Linked DNA regions of Homo sapiens: region 1 is linked to region 2. A link is an interaction called in ENCODE POLR2A ChIA-PET data of the cell type or tissue named here. Cell type or tissue: PC-3. All regions are shown on one strand. Links, peaks and the distances in the headings refer to the core of each region. The heading gives the core; the rest is flanking DNA. Region 1 holds the start of LOC124904780 (a long non-coding RNA gene). Region 2 overlaps ZNF460 (zinc finger protein 460).

Region 1 (6,792 bases), core at 2,137-4,636, 120 kb before region 2:
AATCAAATCAAGCTGATTGATGTATTTACCACCTCAAACCACACCCTTTGTGTGTGTGTACATATATATTACATTATATTATATTTACTCCAATTAAATATTGTATTTACTTTTTAGCTTTATTGAGGTACAGTTGACAAAAATGATATAAATGATATATATTTTAAATATACAGTTTGAATTTTGAAATACACAAAAGATATAATTACCATAATCAAATCAAGCTGATTGATGTATTTACCACCTCAAACCACACCCTTTGTGTGTGTGTACATATATATTACATTATATTATATTTACTCCAATTAAATATTGTATTTACTTTTTAGCTTTATTGAGGTACAGTTGACAAAAATGATATAAATGATATATATTTTAAATATACAGTTTGAATTTTGAAATACACAAAAGATATAATTACCATAATCAAATCAAGCTGATTGATGTATTTACCACCTCAAACCACTCCCTTTGTGTGTGTGTACATATATATTACATTATATTATATTTACTCCAATTAAATATTGTATTTACTTTTTAGCTTTATTGAGGTACAGTTGACAAAAATGATATAAATGATATATATTTTAAATATAGTTTGAATTTTGAAATACACAAAAGATATAATTACCATAATCAAATCAAGCTGATTGATGTATTTACCACCTCAAACCACACCCTTTGTGTGTGTGCATATATGTTACATTATATTATATTTACTCCAATTAAATATTGTATTTACTTTTTTTTTTTTTTGAGACAGTGTTTCACTCTTGTTGCCCAGGCTGAAGTGCAGTGGGGTGATCTCAGGTCACTGCAGCCTCTGCCTCCCAGATTCAAGTGATTCTCCTGCCTCAGGCTCCTGAGTAGCTGGGATTACAGGCATCTGCCACCACGTCTGGCTAATTTTTTGTATTTTTAGTAGAGATGGGGTTTCACCATATTGGCCAGGCTGGTCTCGAACTACTGACCTCAGGTGATCCACCTGCCTCGGCCTCCCAAAGTGCTAGGATTACAGGTGTGATCCACTGCCCTGGGCCTTGTATTTACTTTTTAGCTTTATTGAGGTACAGTTGACAAAAAAGATACATATTTTAAATATACGATTTGAATTTTGATATACACATATAATATGATATGGTTACCATAATCAAATCAAGCTGATTGATGTATTAACCACCTCAAATTATACCCTTTGTGTGTGTGTGTGTGTGCGGTCAGAACACTTTTTAAAAAAAATATCCTTTTCTCCCCCATGCAGAAGAACACTTAAGGTCTATCCTTGTCGCAAAAAATAAAAATCTATCCTCTTAGCAAATGTCAAGTAGTATTGTTTTTTTCATTTCTGATCATCCAATTTAAAATTTTTTTTTCTAATTTGTTAACTATGTCACATAATGTCACAATGTACATGTCAAATAACGTCACTATGTACCTTAAATCCCCAAAACTTATCTTGCAAAACTGAAAATTTGTACTTCTTGACCAACATTTCCCCATTTCCCCTTCACTCAAGCCCCCGGCAACCACCATTTTACTCTCTGCTTCTATTTTTGATCCAACCTCACTGTTTGTGTCCACGCTCCTTAATTTTCTTGGTCATGAGACCACGAGCTTAGATAACACCTTAGACAATGAGACCAGTGACCCTGACCTGTTTCAGTTTAGTTATTTAAAATATTTTTCTTTCTTTTTTAAATTGTATTTATTTATTTATTTGTTTTGAGAGGGTCTTGCTCTGTCGCCCAGGCTGGAATGCAGTGGTGCAACCATGGCTCACTGCAGCCTCCGACTCCTGGGCTCAAGCGATCTTACCCCCTAGGGCTCCAAAAGTGCTCTGACAGTAAATGCATGAGCTACCATGCCCAGCCATCAAATTTTCAATCATTATAAATCTTAGAGCTGGAAATAATATCTCATTGTTTTATTTTTAATTTGAGCGCTAGCGTGCTTGAACACTTTTAATCAAATGTATTTGCCATATTTTATTTTTCTTTTATTAGCTTTCAGATTCTTTGCTTCTTTCTTAGGTAGAACATTTCTTTGAGACTTAAATATTATGCTGCATTTGTCCTATGTCCTGCAAGTGTTTTCTTAATTCAGTATTTTAAAATAATATTTTGTTTTTATGTTTTTTGTATCTTTATAGCATTCTTCTAAATTGGATCTATGTTTATTTTAATTGTCTAGTCAAAGTACTGACAAGGAGGAGTGAACTTCCTGAAAACGGAGAACAAGATGTGATGCCTTTTAGTAAATGTTTACCAAAAGACACAGGATTCCATTTCCAATTCCATATCGAGAACCTTTAAAATTGTACATAAAAATGCAGGTGAAGTCGTGGAGAAGGGAGGCCAACAGTGCACACAGGTAGTGCCTCTGGGGAAGAATCAGAAGTCATCCTGCATCCTAAATTCCTGACCTGACTTTTCTGCAGGGCGAGTATCTGACCTGTGCTACACCATCAGCAACACAAAGAAAACTTGATGAGCTTTTATTTCCTTTTATTTGTATGTTTCACTCCAGTTTTCAATTCCGTGCCCTCAAAAGCCCGGATATCATCACCGGTACCTCTTTTAAGCTTCACCTCTCTGTGCGGCTCCGCAAGTATGTTGGTCTCCCTGAGAGAGTGGGGCCTGCAACCTGCTGGGCGCAGGCGCCTTGAGCTGCCACGTCTGCCCTTTTACCGGCTTGGGTGCAGGCAAGGGAAATGCGTCCCCGGGCCGGGGGGCGCGAGCGGGGGTCCGGGGCCGCGAGCTGGGGTCCGGGGAGCGCGAGCGGGGGTCCGGGGGGCGGGGGCCGCGGGCCGCGAGGGGGGCGGGGGCCGCGAGGGGGCGGGGCGTGCGAGGGGGCGGGGGCGTGCGAGGGGGCGGGGGCGCGCGAGGGGGCGGGGCGCGCGAGGGGGCGGGGCGCGCGAGGGGGCGGGGCGCGCGAGGGGGCGGGGCGCGCGAGGGGGCGGGGCGCGCGAGGGGGCGGGGCGCGCGAGGGGGCGGGGCGCGCGAGGGGGCGGGGCGCGCGAGGGGGCGGGGCGCGCCGGGCTCGTCCTCTCCGCGGCGCTCAGTGGCAGCAGGGAGGGCCGGTGAGATGCCAGAGCAAGGTAGGGTCCTGTATTTGGGGACCGCTGACGTTTGGGTCCCCCTCCCGCGGCTGTTAGCGCTGCGTGGCCCGAGACCTGCGGTCGGGCGGGGATTAAGGCTGCTTTCCGGAGGGCCCCGGCCGCGTGGTCGCCCTGCCAGAGCGGTTGATGTCAGGCAGTGCTGGGAGGCGTTGCTCTCCGGGTTCGCTTCTCTCCTGTTGTCCTAACTCTGCATCTCTCCCGGGTGAATCACAGAGCTGTAAACTAAAAATCAAATTCTAAGCTCCCAGCCAACTGAATGGACCCCTCCTCTCAGCTAAGAGCATGGCAAACTTAACCGGAAACACTAGTTCGGCCGCGATAGGAAGGAGATGGGACATGCCTCATTTTACCCTCCTCTCTTTGAAATTCAGGCACAGGTCGGGCGCGGTGGCTCATGCCTGTAATCCCAGCACTTTCGGAGGCCGAGGTGGGTGGATCACATGAGGTCAGGAGTTCGAGACCAGCCTGGCCAACATGGAGAAACCCCGTCTCTACTAAAAATACAAAAATTAGCCAGGCGTGGTGGCGGGCGCCTGTATCCCAACTACTCAGGAGGCTGAGGCAGGAGAATTGCTTTAACCCGGGAGGTGGAGGTTGCAGTGAGCCGAGATCGCGCCACTGCCACTCCAGCCTCAGCACCAGAGCAAGACTACGCCTCAAAAAAAAAAAAAAAAAAAAAAGGAATTCAGGCACAGCTGACCAGTATTAACATTAAAACAATTTTTTTTTAGTATCTTCATGCTAAAGGGGTAAGTAGAAATTGCATGTAGCCTCCCATCAGTTTATTCCAAATAGCAAACATTTACCAAGCCCTGAGTTATTAACTACGTATTTTCTTTTTGTAAACCTTACAATTGAGCAGGCAAGTAATAACATTATCTCCATATTTTTAATGTGAGGAAACTGAGGCCCAGGAAGACGTGTAATTTGCCCAATATCAGGTATTCAGTATATTGGAGATTTGAAGGACAAGTTATTTATTTTGAAAAATGTATACCTTTTCCAAAGTTCCAACAATAATTCAATGAACACATTTATTTTGCCCCAGAATTGCCAATGATGTTATGTCCTATAAGGAGGCACCTAAGTATACAGTTTGTCCATTTGGGAGATTTGGATTTTGACTACTTGGTTAAGATGGTATCTACTAGATCTCTCCACTCTTTCTTCTTTGTAATTAATAAGTAATCTGTGGGTCAATTCTTTGCAATGTCTGAATAATATTAAGTCCCCCCACTTCAGCCTCTAGTTTTAGCCTCTGTTGATGATTCTTCCCTGAATCTGTGATCACTGCTTGTGGGGATTCTATTTCTATTACTTCTTTACATTTTATACTTATAAGTTGACACTCCTGTAAAGAACTTTACCCATCCCATTCTTTTTTCTTTTCTTTTTTTTTGTTTTTGAGAAAGAGTCTCACTCTTGTCATCCGGGCTGGAGTGCAGTTGCGCGATCTAGGCTCACTGCAGCCTCCGCCTCCCGATTTCAAGTGATTCTCCTGTCTCAGCTTCCCAAGTAGCTGAGACTACAGGCGTGTGCTACCACACCCAGCTAATTTTGTTTTTTTTGGGTTTTTTTTTTGTTTTTGTTTTTGTTTTTTTTTAGTAGAGATGGGGTTTCACCATGTTGGCCAGGCTGGTCTCAAACTACTGACCTCAGGTGATCCACCCCCCTCGGCCTCCCAAAGTGTTGAGATTACAGGCGTGAGCCACCGCGCCCGGCCCACCTCAGGTGATCCACCCCTCTCAGCCTCCCAAAGTGTTGAGATTACAGGCGTGAGCCACCACGCCGGGCCCACCTCAGGTGATCCACCCCCCTCGGCCTCCCAAAGTGTTGAGATTACAGGCGTGAGCCACCGCGCCCGGCCCACCTCAGGTGATCCACCCCTCTCAGCCTCCCAAAGTGCTGAGATTACAGGCGTGAGCCACCGCGCCCGGCCCATCCCATCCCATCCATTTTAAGTTAGTTAATTATTTTAGAAGCCACATGGAGTGGATGATTTTTATCTGCGGCATTATAATCCATTTATCTCATTGTATTGGTGCTCACACTACCCAGCATTAGCCTCTCCAAACTCAAGTAGGCTTGACTTTCTTATTTCTATCACAGAGCTCCTGAAACCCTTGGAATTTCCTGTGTGTTGAAATGTCTTTTGTTATTTTTAATGACTTTTTGATCACATCTCAGTTTATACCAATGAGATGGCTTAGGGTGGAGACCCTAGACAGCCTCAAGATGAAGCTGGTCACCAGAAAGATTAGAGAGTTGGAACTTTCAGTCCTACCCACCAACCTCTGTGAAGTGGAAAGGGTGGGATGGCTTGACATGAAGCTCTATAAAAACTCTTGGACAACAAGATTTTAGCTTTCCAGATTGCTGAACACATTCAGTGTTCCTGGAGAGGGCATGGAAGCTCCACACCTCTTCTCACATACCTTGCCCTGTGTATCTTTTCTGACTGTTTGTTTGTATCCTTTGTGATATCTTTTATTATAAAACAGTAAACATAAGCAAAGTGTTTCCCCGAGTTCTATGAGCCATTCTAGAAATGAGTTCTAGGGGGTTGTGGGAACCCCAATTCTAATGTAGTTGGTCAAAAGCACAGGCCACAACCAGGTGATTGTGACTGGCATCTGAAGTGAAGGGCAATTCTGTGGGACTTAGTCCTCAACCTATGGGATGTGACACTTCCTTCAAGTAGATAGTGTCAGATTTGAATTATAGGACACCTACTGGTGTCTCCTGGAAAACTGGGATGGATGAAAAAACCTCCACTCATTTGGTCACACAAATGTTCTGTTTTGAGTGAGTTGAAAGAAAAGAACAGTTAGTTTTTTTGCTTTAGATGTGGTGTCAGAAATGGGATGTTGAATGATTGTGTAAGAGTGGGAGCACTTGGCAGAGAAGTCAAAGATGGCGGCTGTAGCTGCTGTTCGCTGGCTGGGGCTCTGCAGCAGGCTTGACCAGCCACTGACGGGTCAGCCAGCAGGTCTATGTGAACAAGCACACAGCTGAGATTTTATTCTGGAAGTGCAACCCTCTCAAATATTGAAGGAACTGATATAACAGGGATTGAAGAAGTAGTAATTCCAAAAAAGAAAACTTGGGATAAAGTAGCCGTTCTTCAGGCTCTTGCATCCACAGTAAACAGGGTTCCCACGGCTGTACCTTGCGTGTTTCAAGATAATCCTTACCTCATACCAACATCCTCTTCAGAATCTCGTTCATTTTTACTGGCAAAGAAATCCGGGGAGAATACGGCCAAGTTCATTATTAATTCATACTCCAAATATTTTCAGAAAGACATAGCTGAACCTCATACACTGTGTTTAATGCCTGAGTACTTTGAACCTCAGATCAAAGACATAAGTGAAGCCACTCTCAAGGAATGAATCAAGCTCAGAAAAGTCAAAGTCTCTGTGGACATGTTTGATGAGCTTTTGCAAGCAGGAACCACTGTGTCTCTTGTAACAACATATAGTCTCTTGGATTTATTGTGTTACTATGGTGACCAGGAGCCCTCAACTGATTATCAGTTTCAACAAATTGAACAGTCAGAAGAATTGGAAGAGGAAAATAATAAGAGGTCTAGGAGGAAAGCTGGTGATCAATTTGGAGTTACCTGGTGAGCACAAAACAACGCTGAGAGAATGTTTTCTCTAATGCCAGGGAAA
Region 2 (6,792 bases), core at 1,893-4,392:
ATTCAAATGGAATCTTACTTGCTGTAATTTTGTATTTGTTAACCAATCTCTATCTGCCTCTCTGCTGTCCTTCCCAGCCTCTGGTTACCACCATTCTCAACCTTTTATGCTTGCATATGAGTAGAAACATGGAGTATTTCTCTTTCTGTGTCTAGCTTATTTCACTTAATGTCTTTCAAGCTCATTCATGTTGCTGTGAATGACAGGTTTATTTTTCATGGCTGAGTAGTATTCCATTGTGTATATATGCCATGTTTTCTTTCTTCATTCATCTGATAATGGACACTTAGACTGATTTCTTAGCTATTATGAATAGTGCTTCAATAAACATAGGAGTGTAGATCTCTCTTTGACGTATAGATATATTTGTTTTTGCATATATGCCCAGTAGTGGTATAGATCATTACCAGTGGATCATATGGTAGTTGTATTTTTAACTTTTGTTTATTTTTCATTTTTTAAAATGGGGTCTTGCTGTGTTATTCAGGCTGGTCTCAGACTCCTGGGCTCAAGCAGTCCTGCACCTCAGCCTCCTGAGTAGCTGGGACTACAGGCACACACCACCGTGCCTGGCTATAGTTTTAGATTTTTGAGGAACATTCATACTGTTTTCCATATGGCTATACTAATTAGCATTCCTACCAGCCATATATAAGAGTTCCCCCTTTTCCATGTTCTCAGCAGCATTTTTTATTTTTTATCTTTGGTAATAGCCATCCTAACTGAGGTGAAATTATATCTCATTGTGGTTTTGATTTGCATTTCCCTGATTAGTGATGTTGAGCATTTTTTCATATACTTGGCCATTTGTATGTCTCCTTTTGAGGGATGTCTATTCACCTTATTTACCCATTTTAAAATCAGATTTTTTATTTTTATTTTTTTTGCTATTGAGTTCCTTTTATATTCTGGATATTAATCCCTTTCAGATGAATAGTTTGCAAATATTTTATCCCACTCTACTAGTTGTCTCTTCATTCTGTTGTTTCCTTTGCTGTGCAGAAGTTTTTTAGTTTAATATAATCCCTTTGTTTATTTGTGCTTTTGTTACCTTGATTTTCAGGTATTCATAAAATCCTTGCCCAGACCAATATCCAGAAGCATTTCCCCTATGTTTTCTTCTGTAGTTTCATAGTTTTTGCTCTTACATTTAAGCTTTCAAACCATTTTGAGTTGATTATCCTGAGAGCATAGATTCAAATTGCCCTAAAAATACATTCCCAATTTTTGTTTTTGCTTTTTAATTATTTTTTAGAGACATAGTCTCACCACATTGCCCAGCTTGGTCCTGAACTCCTGGACTCAAGTGAGCCACAACTCAGCCTTCTGAGTAGCTAAGATTACAGGTATGAGCCAGCATACTTGGTGTTTTGAGTTGATTTTTGTGTATGGTGAGAGATGAGTCTACTTTCATTCTTCTGCATATGAATATCCAGTGTCCCAGCACCATTTATTGAAGAGACTGTCCTTTTCCCAGTGAATGTTCTTTGTGCCTTTGTTAGAAATCAGTTGGCTGTAAATGGGATTTATTCCTGGGCTCTCTGTTTTGTTCCATTGGTTTGTGTGGTTTTTAAAAAATACCTGAACCATGCTGTTTTGGTTACCATCACTTTGTAGTATATTTCAAGGTCAGGTAGTGTGATGACTCCCATTTTGTTCTTTTTGCTTAGGATTGCTTTGGATATTCAGTATCTTCTGTGATATCATGAATTTTAGGATTACTATTTCTATTTCTGTGAAAAATGTCATTGGTATTTTGTTAAGAGTGCATTGAATCTGTAGATCACTTGAGGTAGTATGTTCATTTTTTTTCATAAGCTATCTCTTACAGGAAAGTATGTTCATTTTTATAGTAACCATTCTAATCCATGACCATGGGATGTTTTTCCTTTTTTATGTGTGTCCTCTTTGATTTACTTCATCAGTGTTATATAGTTTTCCATGTATTCTTATTTTATTTTTGTTGAAGTATTGTAAATGGGATGGCTTTCTTGATTTCTTTTTCAGCTAATTCATTGTTGGTGTATAGAAATGCTGCTGATTTTTGCATGTTGATTTTATATCCTGCAAGTTCAGTGAATTTATCAGTCCTAAGATTTTTTTGGTGCCACTTTTGGAGTTTAGGGTTTTCTATATATTTGATCCTGTCATGTGCATACAGGGATAATTTGACTTCATGCTTCCTGATCTGCATGCCCTTTATTTCTTTGTCTTGCCTGATTACTCTGTCTCAGACCTTTTGTACTTTGTTAAAAGGTGTGAAAGTGGGCATACTTGTTTTGTTTCAGATTATAGAGAGAAAGCTTTCAGCACTTTCCCATTATGCATGATGTTAGCTGTGGGTATGTTACTTATTACCTTTATTATGTTGAGGTACGTTCTTTCTATTATTATTATAATTTTTTTTAATTTTTTTTTTGAGATGGAGTCTCGCTCTGTCGCCCAGCTGGAGTGCAGTGGCATGATCTCAGCTCACTGCAAGCTCCGCCTTCTGGGTTCACACCATTCTCCTGCCTCAGCCTCCCAAGTAGCTGGAACTACAGGTGCCCACCACCATGCCTGGCTAATTTTTTGTATTTTTAGTAGAGATGGGTTTTCACCATGTTAGCCAGGATGATCTTGATCTCCTGACCTCGTGATCCGCCCGCCTCGGCCTCCCAAAGTGCTGGGATTACAGGTGTAAGCCACCGCGGCCGGCCCATTCTTTCTATTATTATGTGTAATTTGTTAAGAGTTTTCATCATGAGGGGATATTGAATGTTACCAGAGGCTTTTTCTCCACCTATGGAGATAATCACATTTTTTGTTCTTCATTCTGTTGATTTATCATGTTTATTGTTTTGTGTATGTTGAACCCATTCTTGCATCCCTAGAATGAATTCCACTTGGTCATGGTAAACAATCTTTTTGATGTACTTTTGGATTTGGTTGGCTAGTATTTTGTTGAGGAGTTTTGCATTTATGTTCATCAGGAATATTGGCCTGTAGTTTTCTTTTGCATGTGTGTGTCCTTATCTGGTGCTTGTGTCATGGTAATGCTGGCTTGTGGAGTGAGTTTAGAATAATTCCCTCCTCTTCATTATTCTGGGAAAGTTTGAGAAGAATTCATATTTAATTCCCCTAAAATGTTTGGTAGAATTCAGCAGTGAAGCCATGAGATCATGGACTTTCCTTTGATGGGTGACTTTTTATTACTGCTTAAATCTTGTTACTCAGAATTGGTCAATTGAAATTTTCTGTTTCTTCTAGGTTCAATCCTGATGGGTTGTATGTGTCTAGGAATTTATTTTCTGTAGGTTTTCCAACTTTTTGGTTTGTAGTTGTTCATAATAGTCTCTAATGACTCTGTATTTTTGTGGTATCAGTTGCAGTGTCATTTTTGTATGTGTTTGATTTTGAGTCTTTTCTCTTGGTTAGTCTAATGGTTTCTTTTCAAAAAATGAACTTTTCATTTTGTTGATCCTTTGAATTTTTTTTTAAGTCTCAGTTTTATTTATTACTCTTCTGATCTTTATTAATTCTTTCCTTGTAATTTTGGGTCTGATGTGTTCTTTTCTAGTTCCTTGAGAAGCATTGTTAGATTTTTCTTTTTTCTTTTTTTCTTTTTTTAAGAGACAGGGTCTTACTGTGTTACGTAGGCTGGAGTGTAATGGTACAATCAACTCAAACTCCTGGGCTCAAGTGATCCTCACACCTCAGTTTTGAATTCTTGGGCTCAAGCAGTTCTCCCACCTCTGCCTCCAGAATAGCTAGGACTACTGGTATGCGCTATCATGACCAGCTAATCTTTTTTTTTTTTTTTTTTTTTTTTTTTTTTTTTTTTTTAGAGATAAGGTCTTGCTATATATATGGCCCAGGCTGGTCTTGACCCAGCATCAAGTCGTCCTCCTGCCTTGCGCTCCCAAAGCACTGGGATTACAGGTGTGAGCCACCATGCCCAGCCAGATCTTTCTTGTTTTTGATGTAGGTGTTTATTACTAAATACTTCCCTCTTAAAACTGCTCTTGCTGCATCCCATACATTTTTATATGTTGTGTTTCTGTTTTCACTCATTTTAAGACATTTAAATTTTGTTTCTTAATTTCTTCATTACCCATTGGTCATTCAGAATCATGTTATTTAATTTCCATTTATTTGTGCTGCTTTAAAAGTTCCTCTTGTTATTGATTTCTAGGTTTATTTCATTGTGGTCAGAAAGGTACTTGATGTGATTTTAATTCTTTTAATTTTTGTGATTTGTTTTGTGGTTTAACATGTGGCCTCTCCTTGAAAATATTGCATGTGCTTATGAAAAAAAATATGTATTCTGTAGCTGTTGGATGAAAAGATCTGTTAGTGTCTTTTAAGTCCATTTGGTCTAAAGTCAGTTTAAACTTGGTGTTTCTTTGTTGATTTTCTATGTATATGATCTGTCCATTGCTGAAAGTAGGGTGTTGAAGTCCACAAGTATTATTGTATTATTGTATTGTCTTCCCCTTTAGATCTAATAATATTTGCCTTACATATCTGGGTGCTCTGATATTGGGTGCATATATATTTACAATTTTTGTATCCTCTTCCTGATTTCATCCCTACTGTGTTTGATACAAAGTCTCTTATCGTAAGTATAGCTACTCCTTATATAGTCATGATTGTGGTAAAAAAAAAAAAAAAAGAAAAGAAAAAAGAAAAAAAATGTATAGCTACTCCTGCTTGCTTTTGGTTTCCATTTGCATGGAATATATTCTATTCCTTCGCTTTCAGTCTGTGTCTTTTTTTTTTTTTTTTTTTTCCAGACATAGTCTCGCTCTGTCACCCAGGCTGGAGTGCAGTGGTGCTATCTTGGCTCACTGCAACCTCTGACTCCTGGGTTTAAGCATTTCTCCTGCCTCACCCTCCCGAGTAGCTGGGACTACAGGTGTGCGCCACCACACCCGGCTAATTTTTGTATTTTTAGTAGAGATGGGGTTTCACTATGTTGGCCAGGCTGGTCTCGAACTGACCTCAGGTGATCCACCCGCCTCAGCCTCCCAAAGTGCTGGGATTACAGGTGTGAGTCACTGCGCCTGGCCATATTTGTGTCTTTAGAGGTGAAGTGAGTTTCTTATAGGTAGCATATAGTTGGGTCATTTTAAAAACCCATTTAGTATATATCTTTTAAGGTAGGAATTTAATCTGTTTACCTCAAGGTTATTATTTTTAAGTGAAGACTCCTTTCATTTTGTGGTTTTCAGAATGTTTTGTATATCCTTTGTTCTTTTCTTCATCTCTTATTTTTTATCATTGTATTTTGGTGGTTTTCTGTAGTGATAAGATTTGATTTTTTTTTTCTCTTTTTTCTTTGCCTATCTGCTCTACCAGTGAGTCTTATACTTTTATGTGGTTACATAATGGTGATTATTGTCTTCTTATTTCCCGATATAGCATTCCCTTGATCATTTCTTGAAAGGCTGGTGTAGTGGTGATAAATTCCCTTAATTTTTGCTTGCCTGAGACACACTTTATTTCTACCTAATTTTTCTCTTTCTTTTTTTTTTTTAAGTGGAGTTTCACTCTCTTGCCCATGCTGGAGTGCAGTGGCATGATCTTGGCTCACTGCAGCCTCCACCTCCCAGGTTCAAGCGATTCTCCTGTCTCAGCCTCTGGAGCAGCTGGGATTACAGGCGCATGCCACCATGCCTGGTTAATTTTTGTATTTTTGTAGAGATGGGGTTTCACCATGTTGGCCAGGCTGGTCTTGAACTCCTGACCTCAAGTAATTCGCCTGCCTCAGCATCCTAAAATACTGGGATTATAGGCATGAGCCACTGTGGCTGGCTATTTCTACCTAATTTCTGATGGATTGGTTTGCTGTGCATAGTATTTTTGACCGATATTTTTTCTTTTCTTTCAGAAATTTGGATATATCATCCCATTTTTTCCTGGCCTGTGAGGTTTCTGCTGTTATTCTAATGAAGATTCCCTTATATATGACTTGATGCTTTTCTACTGGTACTTTTGGATTTTTCTCTTTGTCTTTGACTTTTGTCAGTTCAAATATAATGTGCCTTGGAGGTGACCTTTTTGGGGATCTTTGAGCTTCCTGGATCTGAATGTCCATATCTCTCGCAAGACTTGGGAGGTTTTTAGCTATTATTTCATTGTCTTTTTCGTTTTCTTTTATTTTTAATCTTGCTGTGATCTCCTTAGCAGCTATAATTTCATTAAATATGTTTTATTTTTTTAATTTTTTTTTTTTTGAGACAGAGTCTCGCACTGTCGCCCGGGCTGGAGTGCAATGACGCAGTCTTGGCTTACTGCACCCTCCGCCTCCTGGGTTCATGCGATTCTCTGGCCTCAGCCTCCCAAATAGCTGGGATTACAGGTGCACACCACCACACCCAGCTAATTTTTCGTACTTTTAGTAGAGACGGGGTTTCGCCATGTTGGCCAGACTGGTCTTGAACTCCTAACCTCATGATCCACCTGCCTTGGCCTCCCAAAGTGCTGGGATTACAGGCGTGAGCCACCACGCCTGGCCTGTTTTATTTAAAAAGTTGTATTAAATATATATTTTTTTCTTTTTTTCTTTTTTTTTTGAGACGGCATTTTCACCCTTCTTGCCCAGGCTGGAGTGCAACGGTGCAATCTTGGTTCACTGCAACCTCTGCCTCTCAGGTTCAAGTGATTCTCCTGCCTCAGCCTCCCGAGTAGCTGGGATTACAGGCACCCACCACCATGCCTGGCTAATTTTTTGTATTTTTGGTAGAGACGGGGTTTCGCCATGTTGCCCAAGCTGGTCTCAAATTCCTGACCTCAGGTGATCCACCCACC

The links. Peaks named below come from ENCODE experiments on the same cell type or tissue, not always from the same donor. Only the 100,000 strongest peaks of a DNase experiment are listed, where the experiment ranks them.
Region 1: POLR2A ChIA-PET joins it to region 2 with 13 read pairs; 5 of 35 experiments call an interaction of 5 or more read pairs at or near these places.

What each region holds. Positions count from the first base shown.
Region 1 is chr19:57,169,200-57,175,991 of GRCh38, forward strand. LOC124904780 (a long non-coding RNA gene) reads left to right here and starts at 3,045. Exons shown (of 2, transcript XR_007067355.1): 1 at 3,045-3,097. It also overlaps the pseudogene LOC100132009. RefSeq lists a silencer at 2,632-2,681 and an enhancer at 3,013-3,072. In PC-3, for the core only: no CTCF peak of the experiment used is centred there; a DNase peak (open chromatin) is centred at 3,322; H3K4me3 peaks cover 1,593 bases.
Region 2 is chr19:57,293,717-57,300,508 of GRCh38, forward strand. ZNF460 (zinc finger protein 460) reads left to right here. Exons shown (of 3, transcript NM_006635.4): 3 at 1-353. Among named protein-coding and RNA genes, the nearest start is that of ZNF460, 17 kb to the left of the region's middle. In PC-3, for the core only: no CTCF peak of the experiment used is centred there; no DNase peak of the experiment used is centred there.